Regions from separate parts of the Homo sapiens genome. Here region 1 is linked to region 2. Evidence: chromatin loops called from intact Hi-C (ENCODE). Cell type or tissue: natural killer cell. All regions are shown on one strand. Each heading gives the region's core, and the rest is flanking DNA. Links, peaks and the distances in the headings are about the cores only. Region 1 has its middle 490 kb from the start of SGCD. Region 2 has its middle 550 kb from the start of SGCD.

The links. Peaks named below come from ENCODE experiments on the same cell type or tissue, not always from the same donor. Only the 100,000 strongest peaks of a DNase experiment are listed, where the experiment ranks them.
Region 1: it touches region 2 in a loop (2.7-fold over the local background); 2 of 110 quality-filtered maps call a loop at or near these places.

What each region holds. Positions count from the first base shown.
Region 1 is chr5:155,831,298-155,839,641 of GRCh38, forward strand. It overlaps a transcript of SGCD not described here. Among named protein-coding and RNA genes, the nearest start is that of SGCD, 490 kb to the right of the region's middle. In natural killer cell, for the core only: no CTCF peak of the experiment used is centred there; a DNase peak (open chromatin) is centred at 3,474; H3K27ac peaks cover 289 bases.
Region 2 is chr5:155,768,571-155,776,914 of GRCh38, forward strand. It overlaps a transcript of SGCD not described here. Among named protein-coding and RNA genes, the nearest start is that of SGCD, 550 kb to the right of the region's middle. In natural killer cell, for the core only: no CTCF peak of the experiment used is centred there; a DNase peak (open chromatin) is centred at 5,311; H3K27ac peaks cover 1,214 bases.

The DNA of each region.
Region 1 (8,344 bases), core at 202-8,201, 63 kb after region 2:
TCTCTCCCTTTCTCCGTGCCTCCGTCTCCTAGTTCATTTCATCTTGTACAATGCACACAATATGAAAGGGGGAGATTTACCATTGTTTTAAGTTTAATTGCATTGCCTCTTTTAACCTCTTGCTGATTAAATAGTGGGAAACGTAGAAATAATTGTCAGATTTTTAGGAGAAAACAGGTTGAGAAGTGCACTTGCTTATTGAAGGATGCTTTCCCTTTTCACTGAAATTACCTGGACTTTTGTATGCAATTGCTTTGTGCCTTCCATTATTTTTAATTTCGGCTTACAATTAGAGCTTGCAAATTGAATTGCTTTCTCTGAGGAGCTGTGATTTCTCTATTTGGCAAGTGCCAGGCATCCCCCGTCACAAATCCCCACTTGCTCAGCTGAAATTAACATGGTTGATTTTGTTCTCTTGTACTGCAATCGGGTCTGATCAGTAGAATCATGATCTCACTTAGTAATTGCTTCCACAGAGTCTGTAGGGAGAGCGGATATGAGTGGTGCTCTGCCTGATGAGGAGAATGGAGGTTCTCCAGGGGAGTACAAGGGAGCTTTAGGCAATGATCTTGGGGATTATAGAGAGCTGTCCCTCTTTACTTGCACTCAGAAGTCTTGTGGTATTTACCAAAGCCATTAAGGGCCCTGATGTTGGAAGTGTCCTCTTTGGAATCAGGATAAATTCAAAGATGTGGTTAGCTGTTATCACTCACAGATGCTGCAAAGGAAAGCGTATTAACTGTGGGTATTCTAGCTCAATGCCAGCTTAGTTCTGGTTATTTTTATTAGGGAAAAATCTTAAGATATAGTCAATTCTTCAGTTCTTCAGTTTCATGTTTCATCTCAAAAAAGTTGATTTGAGTTCCGCAAATGAAAGAGAGATTAGTTTTGCAGGGTGCAAAATGAGATCCATTGTAGCTTTATGAGTGGCGAGTGGCAGGTCACTGGAGGTATTCAGGAATCTAGACTGGATGACCTCTAATGCCCTTTCTAATGCTGAGATGAATGATCCACTCCCTCACCTCTTTCTGTTCTCCATATGGTAGCAGCCTATAACTCTAACATTTATGATCTAACATTTATGAACTTTGTGGTCTCTTAATACCTCAGTATCTTTTGTGTCTCTATGTCTTTGTACTTCCTTTTCCCTAAATCTGGGAAACTTCTCTCTGGTCTTCTGCATGGTTGGCTCCAGTCTATTTTTCAGGATACAACGCAAGCATTGCTGCCTCTCTGTATACCAAGCCCCATCTTTAGGACTGAGTTAGGGATTCTAGTCTGCTCCTTATGCTTACTTGTCACCCTGTGTTATAACTGCTGGCAGCCTTGTCCTTCCTCCTGATGTGAGCTCAATGATAATGCTACATTGATTGATTAAATCACACATTGAAGATATAATAGACATGCAAAAAAAATTGTTGAGTGAGTGAGTGAAACCAAATAGTGTTTGATTACTTTTGTGTAGAGAATTATAGATTTTAAAAATAATATTTTGAATAGCATTTTAAATTTTAATTAATAAGTAAGTTTCATGGTACTTAGTTTTCTCTTATATGTACCTTTTCAGCCATACTCTTTCTAGGAATCTTGCGTACTTGTCAGTGAGCATGTATCTCAGTTTTTAAGAAAGTCAGGGCTGGGCACGGTGGCTCATGCCTATAATCCCAGCACTTTGGGAGGCTGAGGCGGATCACGAGGTCAGAAGTTCAAGACCAGCCCGGTCAACATCGTGAAACCCCGTCTCTACTAAAAATACGAAAAAAAAAAAAAAAAAGAAAAAAAATTAGCCAGGCATGGTGGGACGCACCTGTAGTCACAGCTGCTTGGGAGGCTGAGGCAGGAGAATCACTTGAACCTGGGAGATGGAGATTGCAGTGAGCTGAGATCGCACCAGTACACTCCAGCCTGGGTGACACAGAGAGAATCTCAAAAAAAAAAAGTCAGAAGGTACTGAGATCTTCTAAAGTTCAGTATAAAGAAGTAATCACTGTGCAGTGCTTATTTCTATAGACAAAACATTTTATATTTGTTACATTAAATATAATGGATAGGAAAATCTCTTTACCATTTGGTGAGTGGTTATGAATCACATGGAAGCAAGTATCCCTTTTATTTGCAAATTGGAAAGGTTTTTCTGGTAGTGATGGGCCTTCAAGAGACCTCCTTTCCAATAGAGGGTGCTGCTACTCCACAAGCTATGAGGGACCCCAACAGATGAAGACATCAAAAGAATTGTTCTAAGTGCATCACAGCTGGCTACTTGGAATTATGATTTATGTTCAGCTGTAGCCCAGTTTGAAGAATTTGAAACCAAGGGGGGAAAAGTCTATCTGTTCATTTTGCGAGCTCCAGTCTTGTTACATGCAGTGTTTCAGCACTTCTCAGGTGAGCAGCGGAAAGTGTAGTTCATCTAGCAGAGCTGTGCTTTTAGAGACCCCCCTCATGTTGCCCCTGCATGATGTATGAGTACCTGTGCTTCTCAAGGAACCCACATTTGCTGAGTGCATTTCTATTTCACTGTCTCTTTCTAATAATTTTAGATCAGGTCAACCTATTTGGCCTCTGGCTACATGAGAACAGTGAATACAGAATGCAAAATGATTAACAGATACAGTGAAAGGCCTAGATAACTTGTTTTCTTAGAGACCCTACACTGAGTTGTGGAAGGACATCAGTCTTCCTTTCACACCTGCTTAGTTTTGCTCATGGTGTGGCTATGGCCCTTGCTGTTTCTCTGCCTTTTAAATCCTTACCATCCTTTAAAGGCCGGCCCAAATGCCCATGCAGAGTTAAATACTCATTCCCACATACTATCCTGCTCTGGTTATTATTAATGTCACTTGCTTTATTTTGTCTTGTGTAATTATTAGTTGCTTACCTATGTGCCCCTCCTTTAAGACTAAATACTCCAAGGCAGGAACTGTGTCCTGATCCTCCTTGCACCCCTCAGTACCAAGAGCCTGCACATAAAAAGTGCCCAATAAACCTTGATTGATTTGAAATGAGTATTTCTGAGAACGGTACTGCATGTAAATATTGAACTCAGAATAACTAAAGCACAGCTTTATGAGTTCTTTAGAAGTGCAGTTGGCTATATATGTTCATAACAATTGAAAGGATAAAAAGTAAATGGTAGGTGAAATATGACTCATTTTGTGGTGGGCATAGGGGTGGTGCTCCAATTCAGGAGATGGTGTTTTGTAACCTTATCGTGTGATTCTACTCAAAGGTTTTACTTATAATTAATAATATGTTTTCCATTTTTGAGAAAAATTAGTGTTTGGGTGAGTTTTACACAAGTGGTGCTTGCCACGTTTCACACACTATATTATGGCTTGTGTCATGTACGTTTGACAATTCTTTCGTGCTTTTCACAGTTTAATGTTTTCTTCTTCGTGACAAGAAAAAGTCACCCAGCCTTTCCCTGCATTTCTCTCCTACACCAACTTTGTGGTGAAGACATGGTGCCTTGTGGTAAGTGCACTGTAGCAAAGAGTCCCACCCTACCAGTTGTCTGTGAAACCATTGAATGTAATCTTTTTTTTTTTTTTTTCGTGAGACGGACTCTCACTTTGTTGCCCAGGCTGCAGTGCAGTGGTGCAGTCTGGGCTCAGTGCAACCTCTGCTTCCCAGACTCAAACAATTCTCCTGCCTCGGCCTCCTGAGTAGCTGGGATTAAAGGCATGTGCCACCATGCCCAGCTAATTTTTTTTTTTTTTTTTTTTTTTGAGACAGAGTCTTTCTCTGTCACCCAGGCTAGAGAGCAGTGACGTGATCTCGGCTCAACGCAATCTCCGCCTCCCAGGTTCAAGCAATTCTCCCTGCCTCAGCCTTCTGAGTAGCTGGGATTACAGGCGCCCACCACCATGCCTGCTAATTTTTGTATTTTTAGTAGAGACAGGGTTTTGCCATGTTGGCCAGGCTGGTCTCAAACTCCTGGCCTCAGGTCATCCACCCGCCTCAGCCTCCCTAAGTGCTGGGATTACAGGTGTGAGCCACTGCGCCCGGCCTTGTAATCATTGTTTTTGAAACAAAAACCTTTATCACAAAAGTAACATGACCCAATGTGAAAAATGCAAACAATCTACAGAAATACAAATGGTGTGGAAAGTGAGCTTCTCCTTCACACATTCTCTAAATCCTACTGTGTTCCCCCAGAGAATGGCTGTCTCTATTCATTTAACAATATGTGTGTGTAACACACACATGACTTTTCTTCTCTTTCAGTTTTAAAAACTGTATATATTTAGGTATACAGTATGATTTCTGATGTACATATACATAGTGAGATGGTTATTGTATTCAAACATATTAACATATCCATTATCTCACATAGTTACATGTGTGTGTCTAGTCTTTTAGCAAAAGTATTTGCCAATTTTTGCCATTTTTTTCTTGATAATCATTATTTCAATTGCCCATCTCGCCTAATGACAGAAAACACTTTACTAGCAGTTCTACTTTTCATGGTTTCAGTTACCCACTGTCCAAAAGTATTAAAATGGAACATTCCAGGAGTAAACAATTTGTAAGTTTTACCTTGCATGCCATTCAGAGTAGTGTGATGAAATCCTGTGCCGTTCCCTTCCATCTTGCTCAGGAGGTGAATCATTCCTTTGCCCAGGGTATCCACTCTTATAGCCTACCCACCCTTTACTGTCTAGGAAAACATATGGTATATATAGCGTTTAGTACTATCTGTGGTTTCAGGCATCCACTGGGGGTCTTGAAAAGTATCCCCTGTGGATAACAGGGATCTACTGTATAGTCAATCCTAGCAAAATTATTTCAAGTTTCAGTCCTGACTACTTCAGTTTCCCTTGCTCATCCTTCTCTGGGACTTATTTAAATACTGGGAATTTAAGGAGTGTCATGGTTTCTGGACTGAGGAGATAGCTGGACCTCCATGGGGTCTGTCCACCATTGAATTTGCTAGGATGTACATCATTCCACCCTGTTCCAGATGTGGAGCCCTCCCTGGGCATCCAGTGAGATATTGGCAGTCCCACTTGGTTCTTGGCCATACTGATTATGCCACCATCTGCTGGTCTATCGAAGAGCATTTCAGATATGTAGACTTTCTTCCTTTTTTATTCTGCAAATGAAAAACGATTCTTCAAGGATATAGGAAAGTTATGGGGCCACCTTGGAACTTCTCTACCTCTGATACCCACCCCCGCCCCGCACTCAATCCAGCCATCTCTTTTCAAGTTTTATCATACCTTGATAGAGTGAAAAGCTCCTTCAGAAGAGTTTGCTGTCAGGGTTCAGAGGGAAAGCAGACATGGGCAGCTCTGCTCTCAAGCCCTGTACTGATCTGAGAGTTCTATTTCTCCCATCCACTTGACATTAACCTTCTTGGAGAGCTCAGAGTATGTGGTCTCTTTTCAGATATATGACTAGTTTATACTACTTGTTTTATTTTTCCTTGTTCTCCTGCCCAGGGAGAGGTATTTTTCTCCTCCTTCTAGCATAGAAAAACAAAATGTTTGCAAGTGTTTTACAAGTGGATCTCAGCTTTGGAAAACAGAAGTATCCAGAATTGGATGCCTTTTTGTAGCTCCGGTTCTAGTGTGACATCTTTATCTTAAGGGCAGTGGAGTAGCCAAGTTGGTGTTACAGGGTAAAAAGGAGTTTGGGTGAAAACATACTCACTTACTACTCTCAGAATCATCCATGTCCACAAATGCACATGTGCAAACTTATGTTGTATTTGTATTGTTTTGTTTCTGTTTGTTTGCTCTTTGCATAAATGGGATCATACTTCACATATTGTTTGTGACATGTTATTTTTTCCTTAGCAATGTGTAGTGAACATATGTTAATGGCTACTAGGATTTTTAATTTTTAAATTTTTATTATTTATTTATTTATTTTTGAGACAGAGACTCACTGGGTTGCCCAAGCTGGAGTGCAGTGGCATGATCTCAGCTCACTGTAACTTCCGCCTCCAGGGTTCAAGTGATTCTGTTGCCTCAGCCTCCTGAGTAGCTGGGACTGCAGGTGCCCACCACCACGCCTGGCTAATTTTTGTATTTTTAGTAGAGATGGGGTTTCACCATGTTGGCTAGGCTGGTCTTGAACTTCTGACCTCAGGTGATACACCTGCCTCAACCTCCTGAAGTGCTGGGATTACTGGCATGAGTCACTGCGCCCAGCCTTAAAAAATTATTTATGATACTTTTCACCATATAGAATTTTTGAAGATACATACTATTGCTTGCCAGGGGCACCATAAAGCATTTCTGTAAACCTGTGTTTCTCCAGATTTACACAAAGAGGGACATAAGTCATGGCATCCAGTAGCCCTCCTTCCTTCCCTGTTCTGTTCACATGCACAAGCCCCTTCAGGTCCCAACTCCTGTATTGTAGCAGAGCAGAAATGTCTAGAAAGCCTATTGTCATAAAAACAATCAGAACACAAGCTGTAACATAATTCAGTCTGCTTTCCTTACGTAGAAATCAGCAAAATCACTTTTTACTCAGCTACCTGAATAGTCATTCCAAGTTGAAAAGCAAGGTCTATCCTGTGGGGGTGTTGAAACTGCCTTTTAACGAGCTTTCATTCCGATTGCATTTGGGGACCTCAAAAAGGCATTTGGCCTGCTGAGCGCCAAGTTTCAGTGGACACATCTGGATACTTCTGTCTCTTTTTAAACTCTTTTTTTTATTATGAAGAAATGGAAACATACACACAATTTGAGGAAACAGCGTAATGAACTTTGTGAACCCGTCACACAGTCTCAACTCCTACCGATGCTCCCTCCTCCTTTCTGACAGACTGTTTTGAAGCACATCCTGGGTATCATATTGTTTTATCTGTAACTATTTCAGCAGGTATCTCTAAAAGATAAGCACTTTTAGTAAATGTGACCATAATGTCGTTCTCCTACTTAAAAGATTTTAACGATTATTTAATATTAACATATATTAATATTAATCAGTGGTTAAATTCCACCAATTGTCTCATAAATTCCTTTTTAAACAAATTAATTTGTTCAAATTAGGATTCAAAAAAGGTCCTCACATTGCACTTGGTAGATAAGCCTGTTAAGTTCCTTTTAGTCTATAATTTTCTCCCTGCTCTGTTTTCTCATAATTTATTTGTTGAAGAAATGAGAACATTATTCCATAGGGTTTCTTACATTCTATATTTTGCTGATGATATATTTTGCCCCCGTGTCATTTAATATGTTCCTCTGTGTATCTTGTAAATTGGAAGTTAGGTTAGAGTAGCAATTCTCAAAGTGTGTTCTGGGGATGCATGGGGGTTTCTGAGACACTTTCAGAGAATCCACGAGATCAAGACTAGTTTCACAATGATAGTAAAATATAGTTTTCTTTTTAAAAATCTCACTCTGTCATAGGTGTACAGTAGTTTTCCAGAATCTATTTGACATGTAGTATCACAAGTTGAATGCAGTGCAGATATAAAAATCAAACTCTTTTCCATTAAGCCATATATTAAAGAGATTTGCAAAAAAAAAAAAAAAAACAATTCAATCTACTTATTTTTTTGGGGGGGAATATAGCTATTTTTCATAAAAATGTGCTATTTATGTTAACATTGATAACCAAAATGAGTGACTGAGGCAGGCATCTCAATCAATCAGAGTTTTTAAGCCAGCTTTAGGGCACAGCCAGGAAAATGTAAATCACAGAGGCATCTGTTGCTGTTTTTCTGAATAGGTTTTCAGAAGGTTTATATTTATACATTTTCCTAAAGGGAGAAAGACATGTAGGGAAAGAGGTGGGTAGGAGCAAATGGTTACATTCTTGTGAGACTTTAGTTAATGCCCAGCAAATCTACATTTCACATAAAATTAAGGTGAATGTTTGAAGATAAAAGAAAAAAGAGTAAAGGAAGAATCAATTATGCATACATTTCTGGCTGGTGGAGGAATGATTGATCTTGTCTCTGTTCTGCACCTGGCGAGAAAAGGTTGTAATGATATCATCAGTGTGGAATCAAACAGATTTTAGTTTTAGGAGCTAGACTTAGATTGTAGACCTAAAGTTACATATGGCATGTCCTTGTTTATGGGAGGCCAGCAAAAAAATTTGCCTATAAATGATTTGTGGGGCAGTCATTCAGAGATGCCTGAGGCCTTTTACCTTTTCTGAGGGGTCTGGCTAATGTATAATGCTAGTAACAGCTACTCATTTGGAGGAGGGTGTGTGTGACTCAGCCTCCAGGCTTAACTTTCGCTTTGGCATAAGGAGTTTTGGGGTGCTGAGATTTTTATTTTCCTTTACAACATATAATGGATTCATTTTTGTCATTTTAAAATGAATTAGTAAATAAATATTTAACATATCTCCTTCTCCCCCATTGAATTTATTC
Region 2 (8,344 bases), core at 325-8,324:
AATGTTCAGAAATGTTAGACTGTGTTAGTCATGGTGCTGGGGCTAAATCAGAAAAAACGAACCGGCTCCAGAACCCCTCCTTTTGAGTTCTGTCTTTATTTCACAGAAAATCACTTGTCTCCTAGAGGGCCAGGAGAGATGAATGTTGTGTCTTTCATCCAGAAGGCCCTATTTGACCTTGAAGTGAATCACCTCAAAAATTCCTCTTGTTTTACATGTTGTCCTTTTATAAAGAGAGGCTTATGCGGCTCAGTGAAAGGGTATGTCCTCGATGTCCTTTTCAGATCTCATGTTTCCTCCTGGATTGCTCTCTGGAAAGGTTTAGTTGTTTAATACTTTTGCCATGTGCTTAAAGAGACAACCAAATTGCTGCAACAAAGATATGTATTCAAGGATGTTCATTGCAGTATTGCTTATGATAACAACTGAAAATATCCTAAATAACCATCAATGGAAGATTGAGTAAATACATTACAGAAGATGCCATAAGATAATACCAAACTGTCCATTAAAAAGATGAGTAGGATTTGTATATATTGAGTAGGAGAATTATTCATAATATATACAGTAAAAAATGTAAAGAAGTGAATTAGAGAACCACATGTATAATATTACATTGTTTGTGTAAAAAAATTTGAGTTAATACACTCTATGCATACAAAGTATGCTAGAATGTATTCCAAACTGTGAGGAGGCTATTGTGGAGAAGGTGGTATGTGAAGTGATTGAAAGGAAATTTCACATTCTTATTTAAGCGTACACCTGTATTTCATGAATTTTAGATTATTTTTAGAAACAGCCAAAAAAAAAAGAAAGAAAAAAGAAAAAACCAAAAAACCGGAGGCATATTCAATTGTAGAAATGACCAAAAAAAAAAAAAAATTTGGAAGGGAGACTTGCATAGCAGAGGGAGAACATGCCAGAGGATACAAGTTCATGAGTCTGGTTCTTCCACTTTGCTCCCAAATGGTTGAATGGTAGCCAGGATGGAACCCATTGTCTTCCTACTCTAACTCAAAATCTTCTCTCTTCCCACATCCCCCAGTTTTTAACCTTGGCATAGTCCTGGAGGATTCTTCTTTTCCTTATTTACTTGCATTCTACATCCAACTAGCCTCAAAGTATCTTTCATGCATTGTCATTCTTTCCTTTTTCTTTGTTATTCTTTTGTAATATGTTGTTCTGGCCTATTGGCGTGGCCTTCTTCCAAGTATCCATCTATTATACATTTGTACTCACGGCACAGTAATCCTTCTAAAACACAGAGGTAGTCCTTTTTGTTAGCCCTCAAGAGTCTACCTGATGTCGCCTCACCAATTCTGTCCTTTCCTACGCCCTACACAAGATTTCTTTCACTCCTTAGGCCATGCTTTGTACCTTTTCTCTTTCATTTTTTTATTCATAGGACTTGCTTCTCCATTTTTTTTTCTACTATGCAAACTCTTAAGGTATATTACTTCATGTTATAGTTATGGTGATTGTACTACTCTCCTTTTCTCACGCATTCATTCATAGTGTGACTTCTGGGTACCTGGTATCGTGCTGGGTGCTGAAGATACAACAGACCACCACACCCCTGTCCCCTCCCCAGGCTTAGGCAAAGCCCAAGGAGGCAAGCAAATCATATTTTACAACTTGGGAGAAGCACTGGGGAGAGACCAAACATAATACCAGGAGAATAATAGCAATGATAGGGTGGGCACAAAAAGGAGGGTGTGGTTAGGAAAAGTCTGTTTGAGGAGTGACATTTAATTTGGACTTGAAGAGCATAAAGGAGCCAGCCATAGGATGTGGGGGGCAGGGGTGGGTGGGAAGAACATTCCAGGAAGATGGAATATCGCATAGAAGCAGATGTTCAAAGACCTTGGAGCAAGAAAATGCTTAGCTGTATAAAGGATCTGAAAGAGGAGTTTGGCTGGAGAAAGATGATTGAAAGGCACAGTGGCAGAAGATGTTAGAAAAGTAGTAGCCTTAAAAGTTAGGAATTAAAAGTCATGTTATAAATTTTGATTTTATTCTGAGGGCAGTGGCGTGCTGTTGGAGGGTTTGAAGCAGGGAGGTGAGATTATAAATCCAGCTTTATCCCTTTCTGCTTTCCCCCTAGCACCTGTCACAACATCCTGCATATAATTGTTTCTCAGTAAGTACTTGTTGCATTATTGAATGCTGTGGCTGTGATTGATTATAGAATTAGCCACATGTCAGCATGGTATGAATTTAGTCCTCTTTATCAGTTTTTATCCCGCAAGCTCGATAAGTTCATAAAAAGGTAACTTTCTTAGTAATCTCCTATTTTCAGTTCATTAATCACATACTGAATGATGGCTCTGGTTTTGCTTTAAAAAACAGACGTGATCTCTCTTAAGTATTCTGGATATTTGAACCTTCGTTTAAATCCCACTGAGAGGTTTTAATTTTTTTCTTTAACAAAAGAAGTTTGAATTTTTGACATCAAAAAAACCACAAAAGTGCTCCTGTCATCTGAACCAAAAGTATATGTATTTGTAGTGACTTAGAACATAAATGGTCCTTGGCAATTTGTAGATGAAGAAAATGAAGCCCAGAGAGTCTAAGTCCCTTGCGTGCAGTCATTCAGTTTGTTAATACTCGGATTTCCTGGGTTCCACCATGCCCTGCCATGTTGCAACTCTCATTTTGCTGGGGTATTTCTCTTTTCCTAGATTTTTCCTTTTTTTAACACAGTGCCTTGTTCTGTCACCTAGGCTGGAGTGCAGTGGTACCATCATAGCTCACTCCATGCTCAAACTCCTGGGCTTAAATGGTCCTCCTGCCTCAGCCTCCCAAGTAGCTAGCACTGTAGGTATGCACCATCATGCCTGGCTAATTTTTTAATTTTTAATTTTTTTTTTTTTTACAGAGTGTCACTGTGTTGCCCAGGCTAGAGGGCAGTGGCGTGATATCAGCTTACTGCAATCTCCACCTCCCAGGTTCAAGCGATTCTCCTGCTTCAGCCTAACTAGCTGGTATTACAGGCGTGCGTCAATGTGCCCGGCTAAATTTTTTTTTTATTTTTAGTAGAGATGGGGTTTCACCATGTTGGCCAGGCTGTTCTCGAACTCCTGACCTCATGATCCACCCGCCTTGGCCTCCCAAAGTACTGGGATTACAGGCTTAAGCCACTGCACCCGGCCTTAATTTTTTATACAGATGGGGTCTCCCTATGTTGCCCAGGGTGGTCTTGAACTCCTGGGCTCAAGTGATCCTCCAGTCTTAGCCTCCCAAAGCACTGGGATTATGGCCATGAGCCACCAAGCTCAGCCTCTGTTTCTAGATTCTTATCTAATGCACTATAATGTTGATAAGCAGACTGCCTAATAATTATTAGCATTATTCTCTTTCAATAAAAGCTGCTTATTCGATTTTTAAGAAGATATAATTGAGAAGTTTCTCCTGTTTATGTTTTGTGAACAAGTAATAATTACGAATCTCTTTATTACAAGTGACAGAAACCAAATTCAAAGTGGAGAATACTTGGTTTCCATAGTTAAGCTATGGGAAGTAGGGCTGGCAGTAGGTACTACAGGGTCACAGCACTTCAGAACTTGCCTCTTCCTGGGAAAAGGCAGCAGTTTCTGTTTGCACCAGTGGATAAATGGAAAGGGGGAGCAATTCACTCTCACATATAAGGAGGGCGCTGTTTCTCAGGGGAGGGATGCTGACACAAAGCAACAAATGTTGGCCCTACTTTAGAGAAAACAGTTATTTAGAATAGTAATCATAGTGGCAAATATTTGTGTAGCACTTTGATATATTCCAAGTGCTTTCATCTTCACAAAAATCTTCTGGGCTCTCAGGAGGGACAGTCTGGCTAGAGACAAGTGAATAAGGTAAAGAGCAGTAGCAGCCAGGTCAGAGGGACATAGGGATTGCCACTTCATCAGGCAGAGACAGGGATGGATGGAGCAGAGGTCTGTCCAGATCTAGAATCCCTGCTTTTGACCACGTAGTGTTTTATAGACCCCCTGTTATAATGACTCCTTTACTTTAGCTATGTATTGGATTTTTCCAAATGAATGTTACTTCGGAGTTAAGTCTTCCAGATACAATAGATAAACAAGTTAGGTAGCAAGGTTTTAAGTTATTAATGGTTTTCTGGGTGGCTGCATTTGTGTACTGATTTTGTAACTGGGTACCCCCATTTTTTTCTAAGAAAAGGGGAATGAGTTACTATTATTATTTTTTTTATTTTCCTTTCTGTTTTCCCCTTTTCCCCTGTCCCAACTTCCTACTAACCCCTATTGAAATGCAAATAGAACCTTTTACCTCTCTTTCACCAGACACTTCCGGTAGGGCAAGTTCATTTTACTACGTAAATCAAGTCAACAGTTGATTTATAAACCAAAGCATGCCCACTGTGGAACTCTTACCCACCAGGAGGTTACCTCTAGTACTACTACTTACGAAGTAAGTAAGCACTCTCTACGTTAGTAAGTATTACTATGCTGCTGTCTCCCATTTGGGGAGTTTTTGGCCTAGTCCTGCCCACAGGGTGCCAGTAGTCATCCACTTGACCACCCAGTAGATAAGGCACCGGAGCTAGTGTGTGGAACTCCCTACCCTTGCTCACCTCTCCTGCCTTTTAGAAGTGTCCACTTCTGCTGTAAAAGTGAAGTAGTACCCTTTAAGCAGGAAGCCTGTACTCCTTCCCTTAAGCTAGTTTTGGAATAAATCTCTTTCTTTATGCCATACCTTGCTCCTGTTAATTGGACTTTGTAAACAGCAAGTGAGTAACCTGCATTTTAGTTACAATTTGTTATTATTTTTTCTTCATAAAGACGGGGTCTCACTATATTGGCCAGGCTGGTTTTGAACTTCTGGCCTCAACCAGTCCTCCTGACTTGGCCTCCCAATGTGCTGGGTTTACAGGTGTAAGCCACCATGCTTGGCCTGCCCTGACTTCTTTAATAAACTTCTTTAAAAATACCTGTGATGTTCTAGGCCTGGTACTGAGTATGTAGGATTAAAAGTTGAACAGGGTATTGTCATTGCCCAGGAGAGACTACCAGGTATTTGGGAAGACGGATATGTGAACAGATGATTATAGCAATGGGGTAATTGCTAAGGAAACTCTATTCTAAGATGATGGGAGGACAGAAGGCAGGGAGTATGTCTAGGGGTAAGTCAAATAAAACTTCCTGAAAGAGACAACATTTGGATCAAGGGTTGAAGAGTATTTAAGGTTTAGTGCCTTTTCTAGGACTTTGGGTTGGTGGATGGAAGAAGAATGCTACAAGCAAGGGATGTAGTGTGTGCACAGGCCAGCCGAAGGTCATGATGATGTCACCGGAGCACAGGATGTGGGTGGAGACCTGAGGGTGGTGTGAAAATGTTGTGAGGGGGAGCATGAAACTGTCTCCTCACCCCAGAGTCCACTGTAAAATTATAACATACATGTTGATAGTTGAGTTCTAGAATGCTTGATAAAAGTTGGAATCAGATTTTTATAATTATGCCTCCCCTCTCAAGGACCCAACTTCTGTTTGGAGTCCATTTTGCCATTCAGTTAACATGTAAGAGAAGCGACTGAGGAAATTTTATTCGAATTCCACAATGCTGGATTTTAACTTGGCTCAAAATCTTGGGTCACTTCAGGATATTTTGGGTTTTGAGAGGCCAGCCTGCTAGCTTTATTTTAGGACTGTTGCTATAGAAAGCATTTTTCACAATTTTCAGCAATTTCTACCTGTGTATCAGTAAACCCTGAATTGGAGCTCTGCCGGGGTACTTTGGTAACATTCTTTCCCCTTAAAAATGGAAGCAGAAATCAAATACTAGGAGCCATTTTCCCTTTGTCCTTGTTGTGGTTTCCTACTGTTGCTGTAACAGATCAGTGCAAATTTAGTTACTTAAACAACACAATTTACTTTCTTCTTGTTCTGGAGGTCAGAAGTCCGAAATCCATTTCACTGTGCTGAAGTCAAAGTGTTGGCAGGGCTGGTTCCTTCTGGACACTCTGAAGGGAAAATCCATGTTCCTGGCTTTTTCAGTGTTGAGTGGCTGCCAGCATTCCATGGCTCATAGCCCCTTCCTCCATCTATAAGACACATCACTCCAATCTCTGCTTCTGGTACCACATCACCTTCTCCTTCACAGACTCCTCCTGCACCCCTGTGATAGGCACTCTTGGGATGATACCAGGCCCACCTGGATGATCCAGGATCATCTCCCCACCTCAAGGTCCTTAACTTGATCATATCTGCAAAGTCCCTTTTGTCACAGGAGGTAATGCAGGTCCAGGGATTAGGTCAAGGACATTTCTGGAGGCCACTATTCAGCTTTCCACAGACCCCTACCAGTTTATGCATCCATAAACTTGGGTGGCAGCAGCTCTGGTACCTTCTCAATCACATTGATGCTGCACACATTTCAGTAGTTGAAGTTTTGTGTACTTTTTGTCTAATTTGCATCTAAATGCTTTTGAATTTACCATACAGAACCATGCAAACAAGGAATTCAGTGATCTAAATTTAATATCATTGTTTGTTAGAGTTTCTTAAGACTTGCTTGACAGTGAGGGTAATATTTAGCATAAAGTTGCCTTAGCAAGTTTAAAGAAAGAAAACATTTATTTTTAAAGAGCTAGAGTGATTGATCTCCCATGATGTCCTGTGATGTCTTTATTGTATTTTCAGGACACCTTCTCTGCTTTATATTCCTGTTGTTTGTGTACATGATTTGTCTATTAGACTGTAAGCTTCTTGGGGATGGGGCCCTTTTCTGATTTATCAGTCTATTTCATAGAGCACATAACACACCTGAAATATGATTAGATGCTTTGCATGTATTAACTTTTTAAATGCTCACAAGAAACCCATGAGACAGAGACTCAGAGGATATATAATTTGCCCAAAATTAGACAACTAATAAGATACAGTGCTGATACTCAAACATACTCTGACTCCTGCGCCCATGCTTTTTCCAACTCTATTATGCTCCTTTTGACTACTGCACTCTTTGCTGAATGAATTATAATTATTGCTTTTTAGCTAGCACAGCACTTTTACATACCTCATTAGATGCCCATTAAAAAAAAGACAGGCAACTATCACTTGCTTCTTTATTTTAGAAATAAGCAAACAGGGTGAAAATGGTCAATATGTCCATTTATTCACTCATTCAGTCTCTGATTATGCAGGCATTCACTAAACTTCTATGAGGTGCCAAGCCTGGAGGATGCCTTGGGAAACAGTGGTAGACAGGGAGAGAAGTCTGTTCCCTCAGGGAGCTTATGATGCTACAGGGAACACAGCATTACCTGGGCCAATTCTGCTCCAAAGGAGAAGTAGAGTGTTTTGTAGAAACAGACAATAGGGGATTCAATCTGGGTCATCACAAATGCTTTGCTGTCCAGGGTATATTAATCAATGCACTTTTGGTTTCCAGTAACAGAAACTGTATTCAAAAAAGTGAAAACTTTTGGCTAGGTATTGACTTACATTGCTGAAAAAAGTTTCTGGATGTTAACTAGCTTCTGACTAGGTTCAGAAATTTATATGATGTTATTAGAACTCTATTGGATTTATTCTTCACAGATTATCCTACTTGATTACAAAGGTGGCAATTGGGCAGTGATATGCCTTTATTTTTCTTAATGATAGAGACCCAGGAATATAGGACGGCAATTCTTTCTTGATAACTCCAAAAAACATAGTTCCTTAGGGGGACTCAGTCTGGCCCTGTTTGGACCACATGTCCAAATATCACTATGGCCAAGGGTTCAGAGTACATTGGACAAGTCAGTTTGCCCCCTTTGAGCCTCATTTTCCTTATCTGCAGAATATGAATAACAGTTATCATCCTCTTCACAGCTTTACTGTGGGAAATAAATGAGACAATGTGTGTATGTATTGAACACAGAGACTGGCACAAAACAGACACTGGATAAATATGGTTATTTTCATAATTATCAAAGGTGGTATTATAAAATCCTTAGGATGGAAGAAACCACAGAGGTGAAGTCCATCTCCAGTCTTCCTTTAACCCTTACTAGCTGAGTACTACCAAAGCACTTTGATTGGCAAGACTGGGTCCTTTCCGCAACACCCCCCACCCCCGCCCCACCTCCAGCCCCCTCAGCTTCACTATGCAGGAAGCAGAGCCTTGTACTTGACTTTGGAAGAGGATAGTTTTCTGAAAAGCAAATTTTCTGATATTTTTCGGGCAAAATGTCTGCTCATCTTATGAGACAAAACTAACAGATATTCCTTATAGACTCACAGAGTTAGTATAGTCAGTTATACTATGGCATGAACCACATGTTTTAAAAAATCACCACATTATGCAAAGTCAGCCAATAAAAGCCAAGAGCTTATGGGACAAATGG